Linked DNA regions of Mus musculus: region 2 is linked to region 1. Evidence: chromatin loops called from intact Hi-C (ENCODE). Cell type or tissue: heart. All regions are shown on one strand. Links, peaks and the distances in the headings refer to the core of each region. The heading gives the core; the rest is flanking DNA. Region 1 overlaps Msr1 (macrophage scavenger receptor 1). Region 2 has its middle 150 kb from the start of Fgf20.

What was found. A loop is a pair of places that touch in the nucleus more often than their neighbours do. Peaks named below come from ENCODE experiments on the same cell type or tissue, not always from the same donor. Only the 100,000 strongest peaks of a DNase experiment are listed, where the experiment ranks them.
Region 2: a loop joins it to region 1, with 16 times the contacts of the local background. A loop is called at or near these places in 4 of 42 quality-filtered maps.

The regions. Positions count from the first base shown.
Region 1 is chr8:39,584,510-39,595,506 of GRCm38, reverse strand. Msr1 (macrophage scavenger receptor 1) reads left to right here. Exons shown (of 10, transcript NM_001113326.1): 9 at 6,029-6,217. Among named protein-coding and RNA genes, the nearest start is that of Msr1, 53 kb to the left of the region's middle. In heart, for the core only: a CTCF peak has its summit at 5,632 (motif pointing right); no DNase peak of the experiment used is centred there.
Region 2 is chr8:40,127,476-40,138,472 of GRCm38, reverse strand. No RefSeq gene overlaps it. Among named protein-coding and RNA genes, the nearest start is that of Fgf20, 150 kb to the left of the region's middle. In heart, for the core only: a CTCF peak has its summit at 5,360 (motif pointing right); no DNase peak of the experiment used is centred there.

The DNA.
Region 1 (10,997 bases), core at 1,288-9,287:
ACCTGATTTTAGAAAATATTTGTACATATATTGAAGCAAAAATTATTTCATACAGGATTAAGGTACACTCTAATTTGTTGAGCCCAATCTACAAAAATGGGAGCACGCCCAGAGAAGATCTGACATGCTGGAGCTATAGCCAAAACCACCAAGAATTGGTAGAGACATGAGAAACAGAGAAGAAGAAAGCACAGATTCTACCCAGCTTTGAAAAAGAGCTGGGCCTGGCAGCTCCATGATTGCAGTCTTATGGCTTCCTAACTTGTAAACTTCTATTTTAAGCTACACAGCCACAGTCATTTGTTAGGGCAATCCTTGAAAAGACATCTTTGGATCCACCTTCTCCCAAACTTCATTCCAGTAATCAGTCTCTCTCTCTCTCTCTCTCTCTCTCTCTCTCTCTCTCTCTCTCTCTCTCTCTCTCTCTCTCTCTCTCTCTCTCTCTCTCTCTCTCTCTCTCTCTCCATCTGAGGATGGGCACCAGCCCTGCTTAGGCATGTAAAAGAATGAAAGTGATATCTGTACATAATGAGGAAGTATACTCACAATCCTCATATAACTTCCTTCCCTCTGCACTCAGGCTGGCAGGGTGCTGTCTCCTCTTTCTGCTCTTCTGCATTTCTAGAGGGGTTGAGATTGCATGTCAGTGTCACAGTAGAAAAAACAAACTCAAAAGTCAAACAGCCAAATTCAATTTCTACTGAATATGTGTCACTCTAGCAGAACTGTAAAGTTAAAGGTCATTAAGACAAACCACTGTAAGTTGAGAGCTGTCTGTAAATGGAAGTATCAGTTCTCCATTGGTCATTTATAACTTTAAGGGAAGGTGTGTACATGAAGCACTTTCATCGTTTAGAGATCTAATGAGGCTTTATCACCATTGGTGTGAATGTGCCATTTTCTTCTTTAAGTAAAATACATTTCAAACAAAGAAAACAAGGAAGGCAATTTACAGTAAACAAGTGCTAAGTAGCCACAGATGCTCCAACACCTGGATTTGTAAAATCTCAACATTTACCATATTAACTGCCTAACCTAGTTGAGTATATTAACACACAGAAAGCAAATGTGGGGTATTTTCAAAGGCAATGGTATAAGTTATCTTATTAATTAATGAATGAATTAACTAAACAAATAGCCTCCTGTTTTGGATTTGGCTTTACCTGCAGTTTTCTCATGAGGGAACAGGTCCTTGTCTCACATATTCAAATCTCCTTGTGTTTGAGGCGGCTAAGTTGACATTTATTCAGAAGATATTGTCTCATGAGTCAGCAGCTGAGCAACAGGTCTTTGGTCTGAGCTGGAGAGAATCGGGTTTTAGAATATGTACAGTTGCTGACCAGAGGCTCCACCTGGCCTCCATGCTCTGCCAAGCTTACAGTAGCCAACAAAGTAAGTTACTCCCATAATAGGACTCAAAATTATTATGTGGATTAAATCAATATTTTTGTCATGGTGTACCTTGCTTTTCCTACACATTAAACTACCTCTTGTAGAGAGTTTAAAAATAATACATTCCATTCTATTGTTTTATTCCAATATTTTAACAATTTGATTTAAACATCTTCAGAAGCCCTTCATTCAAGAGGATCTCATTATTTATTCACATATATGACCTACCTGTCTTATGACATAAGACAGGTCTTGTGATATAAGCCCTAGGTTACCTCACACATTCTGCTGTGTGCTGGGAACTTAGTAAAGGTCTAAATAAAGAAGGGAAACTAATTGAGTTGATAGTGCTTCAACATGGGCCAGTAATGATAACAGAATGTAAAAGAGAAAAAAAGAAATCTATGCACACCTGGAATTGAGAGTGGAGAATTGAGAAGGCAGACAGAGAGATAAGCAAGGAAGAAGTCAGATAAGGTCCCAGAAACAATGGGTATGGAAGCTTATATGGAACATTGTAGAGCTAAATGACTGGAAAAAGGTGAAGGAGGAGGAAGGAGGGGGAAGTAGAGGAGAAGAAGAAGAAGGAGAAAAAGAAGACAACGACAACGATGACAGAATAGTTTCTCTAAGGATCAAGGAGAGAGTGGTCATGGTTTAAATAACAACCGTAGATGCTCCAGGAATCACTGGACAGATATATCCCCGCTAAGACCCTCTATCGGCTTACAGGATTGCACTTGCAGCTATTAAACATTAAATGTTAAAAATGATCAAACTAACACTGTGACCAGGAAACACACATTTGTTTTGTTTTGCATGTTCTGTGGTGTCTGTGGCTCTTCACTTATGCTGGTGGTGACTGAAGGTAGCTGCAGACAACCTGGAAACTAATAGTTGTGGATACATTCCGCTAAAACATCAGGCAGAAATACCCACAGGCCAGAGACATTTGGAAGAGTACCAGCAAAGTACTAGAAGAAAATTACTGGGGGAAACAGTGAAGACTAGATACACACTTATCTGAAACTACCCATCAGGTCTTGTCTACCTGCAGAAACTCAGCAGAATAGACTAATAATGCCTATTTCATAAGAACAAATGGTACATGTGAAAGTGCTGAAATATGTGTGTGTGTGTTTATTATATTATAATGTGTTTATTTCACCTCAGATAAAATATTTAAACCTTGAAAAATAAAAACTTTGTACTTGCAGTAACTCTAAAAACTGTATTGTTTACTTTAAGCATCATAAAAATCTTCCTAACTTTGAGGGCAGGACATATGTTTTGGTAACATTTTTAACTGATCCCAGAAAAGAGACTTGTGCTTAGTTAGCTGTATTCAGTTAATATTGGGTAATATTTTCTTCTTTCTAACAGTTGAAACATTAGGCTTCACAGAGTTCAAAACATTTGACAATGCCCCATTCACATTGTACAAATCAGATCCAAAATCTGTGTGTGATTGATGAGTCTTGCTTATCCTGGAGAAGTGGCTCTCAATTTTGTGTGTGTGTGTGTGTGTGTGTGTGCATGTGTGTGTATTTTGTATGTATGTGCATGTGTGTGGATGTATGTGTGTGCACCAGTATAGTACAAGTTAGTCACAGATTCTGGGCTCATAATTGCCTTGGTCATATCATATCCAGAAGACAGCACTCCTTCCCATCCTCCACCTCTTACATCCTGCCACCTGATTCTCTACGATGCAACCCTGGGCCTTGGAGTGGGTAATATAAATATCCTGAGAGCTGTTTCTGGTATAGCATGCCTCCTTTCTTGCAGTGTTATCTTCTAGTTCATGTTTCTCAAAATGTGGTTGTTGGCCAGAAACATAAGCAACCACTCAGGCCCTATTAAATGCAAGGCCAGCAATTTGGAATTTTGCTGCTTCCCAGAAATTGAGAGCCACTTCTCCAGGGTAAGTAAGCAAGGTTCATCAATAACATCTGTGGAGGAGCAAGTACTACAAACTCTTACATAAACAACTTTGGGGACAACCTAGTGTGCATAGTCAAATGTTTGAATACGTTGACTTGTCCATAGAATGAATGATAAATATATTATGGTTGGATATGCTTGACCTTGTAAAAATAAACTCTGGGGCATAGTACTACTGAGCACAATGTAGCTGTAGTATAGAACGCTTTACACAATCATCGTTAGACTCTTTTCTGATTTTCTTAGGCACTTGCTATAAATGATTGGGTCACTTATGGATTTTTCTCTGTGGTTGTGAGTTTGGATTCTTCTGTCATAACACATTATTTATATTTCAAAAATGCTCAGAGTTTAGATTTTTGGCTTGAGTGAGAAATAGATGTGTGCTTTGGCATGGCTCCTTTAATTCTGTAGAACCAACAACATAATTATAATAATGTCTATGCCATACCACCTGTTACACTTCTGTGTGGCTCAGTAAATTAGTCATGGTTTAGGAAAGTTTCAACTTTCTTGATATGTTGTTGAATTACTATTTCAACAAAATTTACTTGAATTAGAAGAAAATTTCACTGAATATTTCTTACAAGTAATAAACTCTAAAAAACAAAGCTGTGAAATTCTATTCAGGTACTAGAAAACTGTTATTTTTGTTTTGTGTATTTTGCCTGCATGTACGTCTGAGCAACATTTGTGTGCCTTGTCCCCACATAGGCCAGAAGGAGGCATCAGATCCCCTGAAATTGCAGTGATAGATGGTTGTAAGTCACTAGGTAGATGCTAAGAATGGATCATGGATCTTACTGGTTCTCTGGAAAAGGAACAAGTGCTCTTAGCCACGAAGCCATCTCTCTCTAGCACTCTCTACCTTGATTTATAACTTAGTATTAGTCAGTTAATTGAAAGGATGCATTTGAATTGAGTTACTCATTGGCTATGATTATGAGAAAGGATGATGTCATTGCTAATCATAAATATATTTAGCTGCGTTTGACAGTTTATACATGTGATGGGTTGTGGTCATGTTTCAAACCCCACTATACCCTCCCACCATCCTAGTCTTACCCTCTCATACTTTCATATTTTGTGTGCATACAACTCACAGAGTTTATTTAGAATTGCTTCCATAGACATATGTGGAAGGATATTTACTGTTACGTAAACAACATACCAGAGGCTAACCACTGAAGACATTGATACCTGTTACCCAGGGGAATGAAGAATTGTAAACACTTGGGGGGAAGTATCTATAACTCATGTAGCAAGAAATGTTCTTGCTAATTCTAAATATAATTACTTGCTTTTCTTTGCATAAGATACATAGTTGGGCAACCTACATTCTCATTTATGGTGAACGGTATCTATCTACTCTTGAACCCCTAAACTGTCATTGGATTGAAGGAAAATAATGACACTCTGTGACACATTTTACAAATAAGATGAAAAATCTAAATAAATTTGTATGTCTCAAACAGCTAAGTTGTCCGAACAATTTTTGAAGGGTTTTTTTTTTTCACAGCTTAGTCAACAGACTTAACATTTATTGGGGTCTCATGAAGCCCAAACACTCCACACAGTACTTGAACTGGTTAATCTTTTTTTTTTTTTTTTGTATTTTCCTCAGTTACATTTCAAATGCTATCCCAAAAGTCCCCCATACCCTTCCCCCACTTCCCTACCCACCCATTCCCATTTTTTGGCCCTGGCGTTCCCCTGTACTGGGGCATATAAAGTTTGCGTGTCCAATGGGCCTCTCTTTCCAGTGATGGCCAACTAGGCCATCTTTTGATACATATGCAGCTAGAGTCTAGAGCTCCGGGGTACTGGTTAGTTCATATTGTTGCACCTACAGGGTTGCAGATCTCTTTAGCTCCTTGGATACTTTCTCTAGCTCCTCCATTGGGGGCCCTGTGATCCATCCAATAGCTGACTGTGAGCATCCACTTCTGTGTTTGCTAGACCCCGGCCTAGTCTCACAAGAGACAGCTATATCAGGGTCCTTTCAGCAAACGCTTGCTAGTGTATGCAATGGTGTCATCATTTGGAGGCTAATTATGGGATGGATCCCTGGATATGGCAGTCTCTAGATGGTCCATCCTTTTGTCTCAGCTCCAAACTTTGTCTCTGTAACTCCTTCCATGGGTGATTGTTTCCAATTCTAAGAAGGGGCAAAGTGTCCACACTTTGGTCTTCGTTCTTCTTCAGTTTCATGTGTTTTGCAAATTGTACCTTGAAGGGTTTTAATATATTTAAATGTAACTTCAATTCAGCTTTGCAATGAAAAAAAAAGCTTGCAGTTAAACTCTTGACCAGTAGGTGGCGAAAATAGTTTAATATTTAATATTTACTGAAGAAATAAATGTATCAAAACTCTTAAGAAAAAAAGAAAAGAGAAGAGGAGGGGAAGGGGTGGGAAGGGATGGGGTGGGGAGGGGAGGAGAGGGGGGGGAGGGGGAGGGAGGGGAGGGGAGGGGAGGGGACGGGAGGGGAGGGGAGGGGAGGGGAAAAGGAAAGGAAAGGAAAGGAAAGGAACGGAAAGAAAAGAAAAGAAAAGAAAAGAAAAGAAAAGAAAAGAAAAGAAAAGAAAAGAAAAGAAAAGAAACAAAAAATACTCGGGTCCAACCACGACCCCTGAAAAAGAAAATTAACAAAACAATGTGAATATAATCAGTCTTTATTTCCTATTTTATAGCCCCCCTTAAGACAGTTCGACTGGTTGGTGGTAGTGGAGCCCATGAGGGCCGAGTGGAGATCTTCCACCAAGGCCAGTGGGGCACAATCTGTGATGATCGCTGGGATATACGGGCTGGACAAGTTGTCTGCCGGAGTCTAGGATACCAAGAAGTTCTAGCTGTGCACAAGAGAGCTCACTTTGGACAAGGTAATCTGAACTCTAGTTGTTTCTTTAAAAATCAAAGTAGGCAGTTTTTTAAAAACTTTGTTTTGAGAACTTCATGAGCACTGCATGTGCAGCACTGTCTCTCCCCGCTCTTTCCTCTAACTCCTTTCCTCTATCGTCCCAATTCTTGAAAGCAGGCAATTTTTAACCATTTGGAAATCAAGTAGATACAGAAGCATGTAGTGGCGGGGGGTGGGGGGTTGGGGGGGAGGGAGCGGGAGGAATTCAGCCTAAAAGTTTTGACTCATTCTATCCTAGAAAGTAGATATAAAAAGAAAATACTATATGGCATGCATGCTTCCTGATAACAAACATTTAAGTTTCACTTAAGCTCTTTTGGTTTGTTGACAAATCAAGTCTTGTTATTGACCAGGAATAAGGATGAGAGAGTCACTGATAAAGTTTACCCTCAGCAGATAAAGTTGCAGAACTGTTTCTGGAGACATCAGCTCAACATTTGTGTTGTGCTCCAATCTGTTCTTGGTGGGCTAAGAGAAAGGCCCCAGACTTATGAGAATCCCATAGGAGTAAGCCTTGTTATTTCTGTCATTCAGATTGGAAAACATGGGATGACTCTTTGGCTACATATACTTTAATATATCTCACCTGGATAGCAGCAACCAGTTGTATGACTGCATTAAACGATTAGGGAAAGAATTTGCATTGGTAAATAGTTTTAAATGTATGCCGTGAAATGTTCATTGTCAGTTGTTTCTTCTACATCAGCACCTTATATCAGGCGTTGTGTGTAGTTAAAGATCTACATAGGCCTTGGTTCTGGATGAGGAGACATCAGGAGAGCACATGCACACTTGTATTTTCTTCTATGCTTTCTGTATATTCCAGTCTTCAAATCTGACAATCAGTTTCTCTGCAGCTGAAATTGACAAAATATAAGTTCTAGCCTTCATGATTTTATAATTGTATTATTCTAAATGCACATGGCCAATCAGAAAAAAAAATGGAGAAGAAAGCTGTATTGAAATTATACTTTTTAATCTCATTTAAAATTTTAGTATGGGACATATGTCAAATTAACATCTCTGAATACTAGAATAAAATCAGATGTTTTATATCCCTATGAGGGGTATTGCTGATAGATATGACACCACAATTTATTGATAACTATGAACCTGACTTTATGCTAAACACACACATTAATAATACTGACCACCACAATTACATCTGTTCCTGAGATGAACTCCATAAAAGAAAAGAAAAAATGGATCTGAGCAGAAATGACAGATTCTAAGTTTTCAAATGCATGTTCTAATGTGGTGACAAAATGACACACAATTAACATAAGTGTCTTGATGTACAACGTTTGTGCACACAAACTCAGGCCCTGATCTATTTTCATTTAACTTATGTTGTGTACATATGAATTGAAGACAAAAAAAAGAGGAAATTGAAAAAACCCTATATTTAACATTATATATACAATGATTTGACATGGATACAAACTTCTCATCCCTACCACATCTTCATTTTTTATTGTCACTCAATATTTGTGCGTTTACCTAGTATGGAGTCTCAACCCTATACTCAGAGCAGTAGAGATGCTGAGGCAGGAGGATAATGAAGTCAAGGCCAGCCGAAGCTACCTAACAAGACCGGTCAAACAAATAAAACAAACAGAAATAACAGCAACGATATGTGCAGATGTTAACCATCCTCTTGCCCTTACACGTACTTTTCAAAGTGAAATCTTTCATTTCATCAATAGGTTATTTATTTATTTATTTTTGTCAGAGAAGAGTTAAGAACAACGGACCTCTGAGTCCAGGGAGTGGCAGTCTTCTCTACCGTATAGAAACGACATTGCCAATCCAGAGGGATGTGCTCACAAGCAGTGCACAGTCGATAATGAGAACTGCTTTTGCTTGAAAGTAGAGGCACAATGACATCACAAAGTGACATCAGTGGTCCCCCTTCCGTCAGAAAAAAGGGAATGTGACCTTTTGTTGTAAGACCCCGTGAAAATAAATCTAAGATCACACTGCTTATGGTCAGCCCAAGTCTTTCTTCACTTCTCTAGGCCACACTACAAACCCACTGAAGAATGATTAGGAAAAATTTAAATAGTGAAGCAAGATGAGCTGAGATGGAGAGACACACAGAACCAAGATGATTAGTTCTGAAGAAAACAAATTTTAAAATGTAAGTGTCGTGGTCTACATGTCAAGGAATATTAAATGAGGGAGGCTTGCCCTGCTAGCTGCTTATGGATTAGACTCAGTGAACAACTATTTTTGTGAGATATTTGGACTCCGTTCTATTGCAGTTAGAACACCTCTCCACATTTAGTTTATAGTTCCACCCAAGGGATGGGGAAAAGGGCCACACTGAAAGCTGAATAGAGACAGAAAAGGAAACCTAAAGATAGAAATGAATGGTAGAGAGAAAAAGACAGCACATATACGAGTTTTAATTTTTTGTTATTTGCTTGGGAAAAGAAGAAGTATCATGTTAATTTTATATTGTCAACAACTACCAAAATTAAAAGAAAAAGAAAAAAGTTGAAATCCATCCACTTTATATAATCCCCATTTCAGACAGAATGTAGTGTTCTGGCCATGGTTTCCCCCAATCCCCATACTTTTTCTTCCTCTCTTTTCTTTTTTTTCCTGGTTTCAAAATAGCAAACCTGGTTTACGAGAGATAATCCTTGTTAGCTTTAAGAACAATTAGTTTTGCAGCTGCAAGCAAAATGATTTATTGGAATAAAGCTTAAAGCATGCTCCTTTAAATAGGTTCTTTTATTTGCGCGTGCTGTTTGCAAAAAGTGGAATGGTCTTTCTTTCCCTGAGAAGACAAAACCAGTGAGTTTCAGGCAGCGCAGAGAGTCATCTGGTGTTTGTCATTGTAGGTGGGAAACCTGCTCCTTATTCAGGCTTCACACCCTGGTTTCAGAGTCCACTCTGTAGCAAACAAGGATGGACTTTATCAAGCTATGGTGTTATCGCCTGGAATTTGTTTAAGAAAGCAGGAGTGGGTGGGTTGGGGAGCAGGGCGGGGGGGAGGGTATAGGGAACTTTGGGGATAGCATTTGAAATGTAAATGAAGAAAATATCTAATAAGAAAATTTTAAAAGAAAGAAACACTGAAACCAAAGCAGCTATTTAACTTCCCTTAAGTTAGGGGTGCTGGGCTCTAAACTGTAGAACAGAAACAAGAAAATTCTCCTCATAGTACTCTCTTGCTCATCCTTAGCTATCTGTTCTTTGCTTTGATATTAAATGCTATCACTTTCCATATTTAATTTTCCAGAGCAACTTTGAAAAGAAAATTGCAAAAAGAGAGAGATGGGAACCAAAATTAAACTCTGCATCTTTGACCTGTCTTAATGAATGGTTATAAAAATAATCCCAAAGATAAATGAAATGCAAGGCAATTGTTGAGCTATTGTCCCTCTACATGAAAGGGTTGTAAATGTAGGGGCTGGAGCTATGGCCCTTTTGGTAAAACACTTCCCCAGTAACCGTCTTCTGTTTTCTCTAAAAGCTATCAATTTCAAGGGAAACAGTTGTATATATGTATGGATAAATAGGAGTGGCAAAAAGATAATATGTAGGTAGGTAGGCAGCAGATATATAGATAGGCAAGTGTTTGATAACTCTAGCTAGGTCAGTTGAGTAATAATTTGTTTAGAGCACATATCTACTAAATTCCACAAAATTTATATACATTGCTAATGAGTAAGAAAGTACATCAGTGACAAACCCTGTAGTGACCACAACAGCAGAATTCTTGGAATAACTTTAGCATCTAAAGAAACAAAATCATATATACTTTTTTTTTTTAGTCTTTTTGGTTTTCATGAAGATCAAATTTTATGAATTCTATGCTACCTTTACATTAATTTTTAAAGGCAAAAAAAATACAATTTGCAATAAGTTGTAAGATACGTGTTAGATAAAATTTCCCCTTAGGCTCAATAGTTCTGAATATATTCTTGTAAAAGTAAAACAAATATGTATAAATGATTTTCCTACCTCTACTTAGCTTCTGTGTAGTGAGTAAATATTACTGGGTTTTGATGTCTTTATGTTCTCACTTGGCTTTTTGCTGCTATTGTGAGGTAGCAATTTGTTCTGTGAATCTCAGTGTGCTTTTAGCTCTGAAATGGAGGTATTGCCGTTATTTTAAAGGTTAGAGTGGCATTTCTTAACCTTTTAAATACTGAAACCCTTTAATAGAATTCCTCACGGTGTGGTGAATCCCAACCATAAAATTATTTTTATTGCTGCTTCATAACTGTAATTTTGCTACTGATGTGAATCATAATATGAATATCTGTGTCTTCAGATGGTCTTAGGTCCCTGTGAGGGGTCATTGACAGCCCCCAAGGGAGCTGAGAACCTCAGGTTGTGAACTAGTGGCTTATAGAGTAAACAGAATTATATGGAATTATAGCTAGGAAAGCATCTTCAAGCACTCAAAACGTTCCCATGGTTACTGAATACTCTTCAACTAGTAAAGGCAATAGTCATTGAAGGTATCTTATATTTTATCACCTATATATGTCCTAAGTATAAGGTCTAGAATAATAATCAGAAATTGTGGGTGCACAAATAAACAACAGATTTATAAATAGCAGAGTTTTCTGCTATTACATTGGTGACGTCAAGTGTTTTGCCTACCTACCTACAGAAACCCCCAGGTAGAAGCCATTCTTAAAGAGTATGGATTTGGTTTCTTTGCACTCAAAACAGGTTCATGGTATGGTTAAATCTAAGAATGCAGAGGAATGCAGTGATAT
Region 2 (10,997 bases), core at 1,361-9,360, 540 kb before region 1:
AACATTATCTTCCAAGCTCCTACACAACATCCCACAGAGCTCTTAACACTGAATGGATCTTCTAGCCCAAATTTCCAAAGTCCTTCCACAGTCCTTCCCAAAACATGGTCAGGTTGTCACAGGAATACCCCACTATGCTGGTACCAATTTGTCTTAGTCAGGGTTTCTATTCCTGCACAAACATCGTGACCAAGAAGCCGTTTGGGAGGAAAGGGTTTATTCAGCCTACATTTCCACTTCTTTCATCACCGAAAGAAGTCAGCACTGGAACTCAAGTAGGGCAGGGAGCAGGAGCTGATGCAGAGGCCATGGAGGGACGTTCTTTACTGGCTTGCTTCTCCTGTCATGCTCAGCCTGCTCTCTTATAGACCCCAAGACTACCAGCCCAGGGATGGTTCCACCCACAAGGGGCCCTTCCCCCTTGATCACTAATTGAGAAAATGCCTTACAGCTGGATCTCATGGAGGCATTTCCTCAACTGAAGCTCCTTTCTCTGTGATAACTCCAGCTTGTGTCAAGTTGACACAAAACCAACCAGTAAAATCAGTAAGAGTGTCAGGGTTTGGTGCCCACTCATGGTATACATCCCAAATTGGGCAGTCACTGAATGGTCTCTACTCCACTTTTGTTCCTTCATTTCTTTTAGACAAGAACAATTCTGAGTTAAAAATCTTGAAGGTGGGTTGGTGACCCTATCCCTCTACTGGGGACCCTGACTGTCTTGTCTGGACCACTAGAGGTGGTCTCTTCAGGTTCCATCTCCCTTTGCCTAAGGTCACCCCATTGAATCCTGGGACCTCTCACATCCCAGGCCTCTGAGACTATCTAGAGGTTCTCTCACCATCTACCCTCAGTAGCTGCATATTTTCATTCATTCTCCTGGCCCTCTTGGCTTCTTTCTTGTCTCCTACCCCTATACCTGACCCCCCCCCCCCCAGTTCTCCTCCCTCTCCCCTCTCCGACTCAGGTCCCTTCCTCCTTGTGCCTGAGTTACCTATTTGTTCTTTAGTCTATCATCCTAGGTTAAAAAAAGAAAAAAAGAAAGAAAAGAAGACAATGTTCAAAATAACATCCAAACTAACTAAAGGACACACAGAGAATATCCAAATTAACAAAATCTGAAATAAAAGGAGAAAGGGTAACAACAGACACCGAGAAAAATCCAAAGAATCATTAGATCATACTTCAAAAACCCATACTCCACAAAACTGGAAAGTCTACAAGAAATGGTCAGTTTTCTTGATAGATACCCCTCTACCTATAAAATCAAGATCAGATAAACAACTTAAACAGATACTTCTCACATTTATAAGAAAATGCCAAGGATTGAAATGGAACAATGGAACACAGTTTATCCCAGAGAAGATAATCCTGTACGTGGTATGAGAAACATTAAACTGTTGAAGTGCTTCATAGACTTAAATGTTAATGTGACTATCAGTATTATTGGAAGATAGCATAAGAGGAAACTGCATTGATTTTTTCCCCTGAGGAAATAGTCTTTAAATACAATATTCAAACTGTAACTCATTAGAGAAAAAGGTAGTCCATTATTACTTTCAAGAGTATTTCAAAAAAGCAAATAAAGTTGAAAGGACAAAACAAAACATCTACTTGATAAAGAACTTGCATTTAGAACACAACAGATATCTCAGAACTTAATACAAAGAGAAAAGCCTGAAAAATAGGAAAGATAATGTATTTTATTTTAAAAAATCATATGAGTACTTAAAATTCACATGAAAAAAACTACTGAAATCATTAGTGGGACATCAACTCACCCACTAAACCTTCAGCCCCCAAATGTGTACTATCTACAAGATGCACAGGAATAAAGATGGAACAGAGACTGAGGGAGTAGCCAACCAATGATTGACCCAACTTGGGACCCATTCCAAGGGAAAGAGCCAACCACTGACACTATTAATGATACTCTGCTATGCTTGCAGACAGGAGGAACCCTGCATAACTGTCTCCTGAGAGGCTTCATCCAGCAACTGATCGAAACAGATGCAGAAACCTGCAGCCAAACACTAAGGGGATGAGCTCCCCCTAATGTTTGGCTGTCAGGGAGTCTTGTGGAAGAATCAGGGAAAGGATTGAGGGAGACATAGGGGTCAAGGACACCACAAGAAGATCTATAGAACCAACCAACGTGGGCCTAGTAGGCCTACTAAACCTCCAACTAAAGAGCAATTGGAGTTGGGGCTGTCTCTGAGTCTGATGCCTGCCATTGGATCCCCCTTTCCTACCTGGACTGCTTGGTTAGGCCTCAGTGGGAGAGGATGTGCCTCGTCCTGCTGGATCTAGAAGGGATGATACACAAAAGGTCTTCTCTTCTCTGAGAAGAAGGGGGGGGTGGAGTAGTTGGGGGTAACTTGTAAAGGCAGGACTGGGAGGAAAGAAAGAAGGGGGGCTTCAATTGGGATGTAATGTGAATAAAAATAAACTATGAAAAGCAACAGCAACAACGAAAGAGAAATGACTTTAACAGGGAGCATAGATTTATTTCAACCATTGGTTTCTGAGGTTTAGGTTCACAGTTTCTTGGCTCATTTGACTTTGGGTCTGTGCAAGGCGGGACACTGCAGGGGCAAGCAAACTGCGGTGGGTAGCTGCTCCAGTGATCTCCATCTTCTCACAATGCCCTCAAGTACAATCCTACTCCCAATAGCTTGTCATGCCCAGTTTTATTGTCAGCTTGGCACAGCCCGGGGACCACCTGACAGTTCTTGTAAGGGGTTGCCTCCGTCAGGTTGGCCTGTGTGTATGCTTGTGAGGATATTTTCTTAATTGGGTTAATTGCAGAGGGAAGACCTGGTCTGAATGTGAGCTGCACCATCTCATGGACTAGTCCCTGAACACCAACGTGGAGAGAGCAAGCTGAGCATGTAGACATGAATATGTTCACTTCTTTCTGCCCTTAGCTGTGGGTGTGCACAGCTGACTGCCTCATGTTTCCACTGTCTTGACTTTTCCTGTGCTGTGGGATTGTAAATGCAAACAAATCCTTTCTTCCTTAAGTTGTTTTTGTTAGGGTGTTTTACCACAGAAACAGAAAGGAAGCTAGGACACCATTAAGTCGTGAGTCCTTTTAATAAATGGGTTAGTCCTCTGATCAAGTCAGATTTGTCCTGCTTCAATCAAACTCCAAAGGTCCCATCTCGAATACTGCTCCATTGGGGATCAACCTTTGACATCTGAGCCTTTAGAATATCTATCTATTTATCTGTCTATCTATCTATCTATCTATCTATCTATCTATCTATCTATCTATCTATCTCTATACAGTAGATATATAAATATATATGATTTACTATTTTTAACTTTTTATTTTTTAGATATAATTACAACCTTTCTTTCCTCCCTCTAAATCCTTATATACAATACTCCCTGATGTCCTTCAAATTCATAGTCTCTTGTTATTGTTACTGCATACACACACACAGACACACACACACACACACACACACACATATGTAATCCTAAATATAATCTTTGAGGTCTGTATAATGTTACTTGTATGTAGGGAAAGTCAACCATAAAAAAAAAAAACCTCACACTACTAGTTACTCCCCGTTACACACTCCTGGGTGTGTAAAACTTAAGCTCTTATCCACTTTCAGAGATGTAAAATGGTAAATTCATTTTGGAGAACTCACTTGGCATTTTCTTTTTTTATATTTAAAAACATTTAAAATGATTTTAGCTATGAGTACTGTATTTACATATTTTCTACTCCTCCCACCCTTCTCTCAAACTCCTCCCCATCTTACTCTCAAAGTCATGTTTTTCTTGGTACTACCTAGAATAAACTCATAAGAGAGCCTCTGTGACTGGGTGCCTAGATCAGATGATGGATCAAATAGTCTTTAATCACTACATATATGCATGAAAAGATTTGTGGAAACTTATTTTATGATGTCACTACTCCACTCATAGGAAAGATGGAGACATGGAAACACAGGCTCACCAAAGGGCTTGCATGTAGATGTTCATAGAGATTCCTTTGTGATGCCAAAACCCCCAAAAAACTACAACTTTTAATAACTGGGGGAAGTACATTAAAGGATGACTAGGCAGGAAGCTGGACAAAATTGTCTCATCCCTTTTTTATGTAGTAAGTGAGGTAGAAGTCTGAGATATATTGTGCCGAATGATCTCCAGCTCTCTTTAGTATACTTCTTCTAGTAGGAGGTTGGTGGCCACATTTTATATTTAAGTATGGTTGTCTCATAGTGTGCATATTAAGCACTTCAGACTATAGCACTACCCTATCCCAGGTAATGCCAGTACGACACTGTATGGCTTTAATACTAGGAATAAGGGGAATGGAGCAGGTGACTTCAATGGAAGGTTTTGTGTAAAGTCAAAATGGAAGTGAAGACAGAGACCATTTGATAGAGCTCAAAACTTCAAATGGATACCCCAGCCCTTGCCCAAACATTACCTTCAGAATTTCTCGAAAATTATCAAATAAAAACATGTAAAGTAGAAGAGAATATCCATTTCCTCTTAATATGCATTTACTTTATATTGTAATGGCTTTCTGTTTTCATCCAGCAGTTAAGAAAATGGACTTGTGGCTCTGATTTCCTGCCTGACAGTTAAGCTTTCCCATCTCGGCAACAGAGGCCTCATTCTTACCTCCAAGAGAGGGTACAGCGTAGGGCTATTTAAAGGGCCAGACATGATCATTTATAGCAAATCCCCATCAGTGTCTAGAACATGGTGAATCCTCTAGTATTATTTTTGTTTAATTTCTGTGCAGGGGACCTGGATCCTAATAAAAACTACTTTACAGCGTATTTCTAAGTCTCAAATCTGTCATTCCCTAGAATTTTTAATAAACTCACAATAAAATCTCTATAATTTGCAAGCTGTTTTATGGGAGTTTAAGAACTGTATAATTGCCCATTGGAAATGATGGAGTTTAGAAACACAACCACTTTTAGTCTCCGGATCGCTTCAGAGAAGCTACCATTCCACAAGGCTGTTGATGGAAAATACCCCGTCACTAATTTATTTCAGCTGAGTTAACTTGCTATGGCAATTCATATGGAGCTGAGGATTTATGCTACCTACACGTTTTTAATCATCTAGCTGAGCATTCTCCATATCTCTAAAAGTTTGCCTCCTCTCTTCTGTATTTATTTTAAAATGTACTTTTGATTACTCTATCTTTCCCTGTCTCTATGCTAGATCAGACAATTGTTTTAGGTTTTAATGGGCTTCATTGGTAAATAACAACTAATTGTTAGCATTTTTATTTTGTAGCTATCGTTTAACATATCTGTTAACATTTTATTGTGTAAATCCCACATTAGACCGAAAGACGTACATACTCAAATAGTCCACTAGGGAGCGGTCTTGCTCTTTCGTTAAATGAGGATCCATTTAATAACAGAAAAACCATCCTGGTCAAAGCTGAACATTTCAGTCCTGGTTAATGTCGTGGCTATGTGTTGGTTCATTTGATGTTGACAATGTAGAACTCAGCCAAGGAGGGGAGATGATCCGTTCATCTGTGAACCTTACTTCATTTCATTTGTGTTTTGATTTATCTGGACTGTGTTCCCCCAAGAGTCTCTCGTCACAGGCATGCCACAGAATTCTGAAAACTCTGTTCTGTGTCTTTACTAAGGTGACTCACTGAAGGATCTCTCTGCGTCATAAAACCATACTGCTTGGTAGCCTTTGTCTCTTCATAACACACATATAGGATGAATGCTTTAATATTTTCTAGAGTATTTCCAAACTTATTTACCTATTTTTTTAATTAACTAGCTTACTTACTTAGTTCACATCTCAACTGCAGTTTTTTTTCTCTCTTTTCTCCCCCTAGTCCTTTCCTCCAACACTCACCCCTCACCTCCAATTTGCACTAAGTAGAAGAAGTTAGACATAAAAGATCACAGATTGTATGAGTCCACGTAAAAGACAAGTCTGGGGAAGGTAAATTATGGAGACAGAAAGTTGGATTGATAATAAGGAAGGCCTGCATGGCCTTTATTTTATGGAGGGTAGGACATGTTTTATAACCGCCTTTTTGGTGGTGGTTGGATAATTGTGCATTTACTAGCATTGTATGCTTAAAACCTACCATATGTCTGGGGTTCCTATATAACAGAAGAGTATGTCTGAATTTATTTAGGACAGATCTGAAGTTTTGCCTCATGTTTTAGAATAATTTTAAAATTCGTCAGAAGGAGTGGAGTCAACTTCATTAATCGTTTGAGCTTCTCAGGTTTATCATCTTTTGTCTTCAAGAATGAGAAAAAGAGTAGGAAGAGTAGTAGCCTTTCATGTCTTCCATGCTGAAAAATGATCAGTCGAATGCTCGGTCACAGCATCAGGACTCAAGTGACAATGCTTGTCTGTGACATCTGCAACAGTCCTCTAACTCATGACACTTTCTTCTCTCATTGGGCTGGACGGTGCCATGGTCCCCTGTTGTGTCCGGCCAGCAGATCACAGCCTGGGTTCTAGCCTGGAAAGGCATTGGAAACCTGGAAGAGAAGAGGGGCTGGGCTGCGCGATATAAGGAAGGACCAAGACAAAGGTCTCTGCTCAAGGTTCAATTTTTACTATTTAGGCACTCCGTTATAAAGGAAGGGGGAGGGACCCAATTCCCGCCAATTAATCTTGGGATCCAATAGCAGGGTGACCACGTGTACAGCTCCGAACAGCAAAGCCGCAGGTTCCAGCAGTGGGCGTGGCAGAACTATTGAGCCTGCAAGCTCCATCCAGGTGTAAACCGTGGAACCATTAAGGCTGGGGGAGGGGAGGCTACAGTTCCCCACTCAGGAAACAAGGTTGCTGTATTGTTTGTATATCATGAACAAGGGAATGAATTGAATGCAAACCAGACTTTTTTTTCTAGTAAACAGATGATAATTGCTGCGCTTCTGGTATGGCTTGGTCTAAAACAACAACAACAACAACAACAACAACAACACAAAACAAAACACCATAAACTCCAGGGAAAAGCTATGAAACAGAAAACTTTTATAACTATCGTCATTAATTTATGCTGAAGAAAGAGGTCTCTTCTTAAATCTAACTTCTGATTATATTGACAGTTATATTTAAAGGATTTGGAGATGTTTGTATCATCAGAATTCCACCTAGATTTAAAAGAAAGAATAGTGTGTTCCTAGCATTGGCACGATGTCATGGTCTATAGGGACAAAACACTCAACATACCCAGTGGTTATGTATAGAGAAGGAGTACTAAGGGCAAGACAGCACACAGGAAGGACTGGTTACCAGTTCTTGGGTTTGTGAGAAACTGTTCCATGGATGTAGCATTTAACTTGAGATATTAAGGTTTTGTAGAATTTTAGAAGCAAAGGGGTAGTGAAAGAGCTTTCTGGCAAAATATAATCAAGCATACAAACCCATCAACATGCAATTTTGGAGAAATTACAAGTGTTATGTGCAAGGACCAATGGAACAAAAGGTAGGGCATGAAAGTTAAGCAGAAAGATCCTACATAAGAAGATAATGGGAAATTCCTGAACAGAACAGCAATGGCTTGTGCTGTAAGATCGAGAAATGACAAATGGGACCTAATGAAACTCCAAAGTTTCTGCAAGGCAAAAGACACCGTCAATAAGACAAAAAGACCACCAACAGATTGGGAAAGGATCTTTACCTATCCCAAATCAGATAGGGGACTAATATCCAACATATATAAAGAACTCAAGAAGGTGGACTTCAGAAAATCAAATAACCCCATTAAAAATGGGGCTCAGAACTGAACAAATAATTCTCACCTGAGGAATACCGAATGGCAGAGAAGCACCTGAAAAAATGTTCAACATCCTTAATCATCAGGGAAATGCAAATCAAAACAACCCTGAGATTCCATCTCACACCAGTCAGAATGGCTAAGATCAAAAATTCAGGTGACAGCAGGTGCTGGCGTGGATGTGGAGAAAGAGGAACACTCCTCCATTGCTGGTGGGATTGCAGGCTTGTACAACCACTCTGGAAATCAGTCTGGCGGTTCCTCAGAAAATTGGACATAGTACTACCGGAGGATCCAGCAATACCTCTCCTGGGCATATATCCAGAAGATGCCCCAACTGGTAAGAAGGACACATGCTCCACTATGTTCATAGCAGCCTTATTTATAATAGCCAGAAGCTGGAAAGAACCCAGATGCCCCTCAACAGAGGAATGGATACAGAAAATGTGGTACATCTACGCAATGGAGTACTACTGAGCTATTAAAAAGAATGAATTTATGAAATTCCTAGCCAAATGGATGGACCTGGAGGGCATCATCCTGAGTGAGGTAACACATTCACAAAGGAACTCACACAATATGTACTCACTGATAAGTGGATATTAGCCCCAAACCTAGGATTCCCAAGATATAAGGTACAATTTGCTAAACACATGAAACTCAAGAAGAATGAAGAATGAAGTGTCGACACTATGCCCCTCCTTAGAATTGGGAACAAAACACCCATGGAAGGAGTTACAGAGACAAAGTTTGGAGCTGAGATGAAAGGATGGACCATGTAGAGACTGCCATATCCAGGGATCCACCCCATAATCAGCATCCAAACGCTGACACCATTGCATACACTAGCAAGATTTTATCAAAAGGACCCAGATGTAGCTGTCTCTTGTGAGACTATGCCGGGGCCTAGCAAACACAGAAGTGGATGCTCACAGTCAGCTAATGGATGGATCACAGGGCTCCCAATGGAGGAGCTAGAGAAAGAACCTAAGGAGCTAATGGGATCTGCAACCCTATAGGTGGAACAACATTATGAACTAACCAGTACCCCGGAGCTCTTGACTCTAGCTGCATATGTATCAAAAGATGGCCTAGTCGGCCATCACTGGAAAGAGAGGCCCATTGGACATGCAAACTTTATATGCCCCAGTACAGGGGAACGCCAAGGCCAAAAAGGGGGAGTGGGTGGGTAGGGGAGTGGGGGTGGGTGGGTATGGGGGACTTTTGGTATAGCATTGGAAATGTAAATGAGCTAAATACCTAATAAAAAATGGAAAAAAAAAGAAAAGACGTGTCAGAAAAAAAAAAAAGAAGGCAATGGGTATGTTTTAAGCACAGATGTGATGCTGAGAGAAAGGTACATTAGGAAGACATCTCTGTACATGTAACATGTACATGTAAATGGAACATGTAAGATGCCTCATGCACTATCAAATTATGCATAGCCAATGAACTAGCCTAAGAAAGCTCATGTGAAATGGTACTGAATTAATGTAAAGAGTGGTTAGCTGTGGGTCACTTTAACAATAATCTATTGCTTGTTCTGTTTTCACTGCTCAAAAATCTTATAGGAGCCACGAATACACTTCTATAAACTAAGAATCCATCTTAAATTAGAAACTTCACAGTCCAAACAAATGTTTTGTTTCCTTGAGCTCCTCTACTATGTTTTTCTGTAAATATTAAAGCTGACTTTCATTTCTAGTATTTGGCAAATATGATAAATTACATAATTTTATGTATGTTAATCTGAAGGGGACCAAGTATGATGGGGACCATGGATACAGTTGGTCATAGTAGTCTAGAGAGTAGATGACATTGGGCTTCATCAGAGACAGCGAGGAGTATATAGTCTATACATTTAAGAGGTTCAGCATACAAAAGATAGTAAGATGGGGGTTTAATGGACATGGGGATGAGGGGGATTGGGAAGGTCAGGTTACATGGAGACAAACTCTCTGGAGACAAACGGTTTTCTGAGTTGGAGAAAGATAACTAGATATTGTAAATAAAAAAAATGGTTGTGTCTTTATCGTTGTTTGAGTGATCCAGCTGACATTTTGATATACAGTTCTGAACTATATGAAATTCTGAACTATATGAAATTCCAGACTGAAGATTGAGATTTCAAAGTTGCAGTGGATGACATGGCCTGAATGGAGTATCTAGAAGGAGGAGAGAAGATGCTGGAAGCAAAGCCTGAGGAACGTCACACCTGATGGGTGAGGAACAAGTACAGAGACCTGCAGAACAAAGCAGAGAATCTCTGAGGGATGAGAAACATGGAGATGGTGGCGATGCACTAGCAAAGTAGGGAAATACTTACATGGAGGAAGACATCAGAAGTTGCACTCCTTGAGAAAAAGAGCCGAAAATAATCAGTGTTCATAACAATGTCGCCTCAACACAAAGGTTTAGTCAAGAGATGAGAACAGTTGCAGGCCTTAAACAAATGGGGTAGAAAATCCCAACTATAACCCAGGGATCTTTGTTAATTAAAAACAAATAGTATTAGTTTAGGGTGGACAAGTTAATTAGTTTACTTTCTTTGTCAATGTGTTATAGCTCCTAAAATTAAGTTGCCTGATGAGCATCTCCTGTGCTAAAAACGTTCAAAGAAGTGAAGGGTAAACATGTCCTAAGAGGATTGTGGGAAAGCCTGTGGCATCTGCGTGGAGAAGGCATGGGTGTTACTTGAATGATGGCCCAGTCCAGTAGAACTCTCAGGAACTTTCTTTTTCATTTTATTTCAGCTCTAATGTAATTGTTCACCAGGCTGTTTATTTGGGCTGGACTTTGAAATTTGCTTTTAATACTTATAAATACTTGGTTTTATATTAAAATGTAATTATCAGTAAAAGTCCTGAATATTAATTAATAGAAAGTTGTATGGGTGAAGCACAGACTACAGATATGTAGTTTGGAAATGGGGAAGAAGAATTTAGGTCATCATGCCAAACGGACCTGACCTCACGTAGCCTCAGTTTCCATATCTGTAAACATGGGTGCTATAGTGACCTCAACATCTTCATAAGGATTAAATTTATACGATGAAAATTAAATACTTCTTTGTCTGTCCCACAGTGCAGTGAATGTCCAAATAGAATTTTATTGGGAGATCAATTATTGTTTCACCCCCTTTTAAAATAACGTCATTCCAAAAGAGCTTTGTGTGTCTAAGTGCATCTTTCCAAGTTTAGAACTGAAGTCGATGTCAGGATCATAAGGACAGAGTTGACAGTGT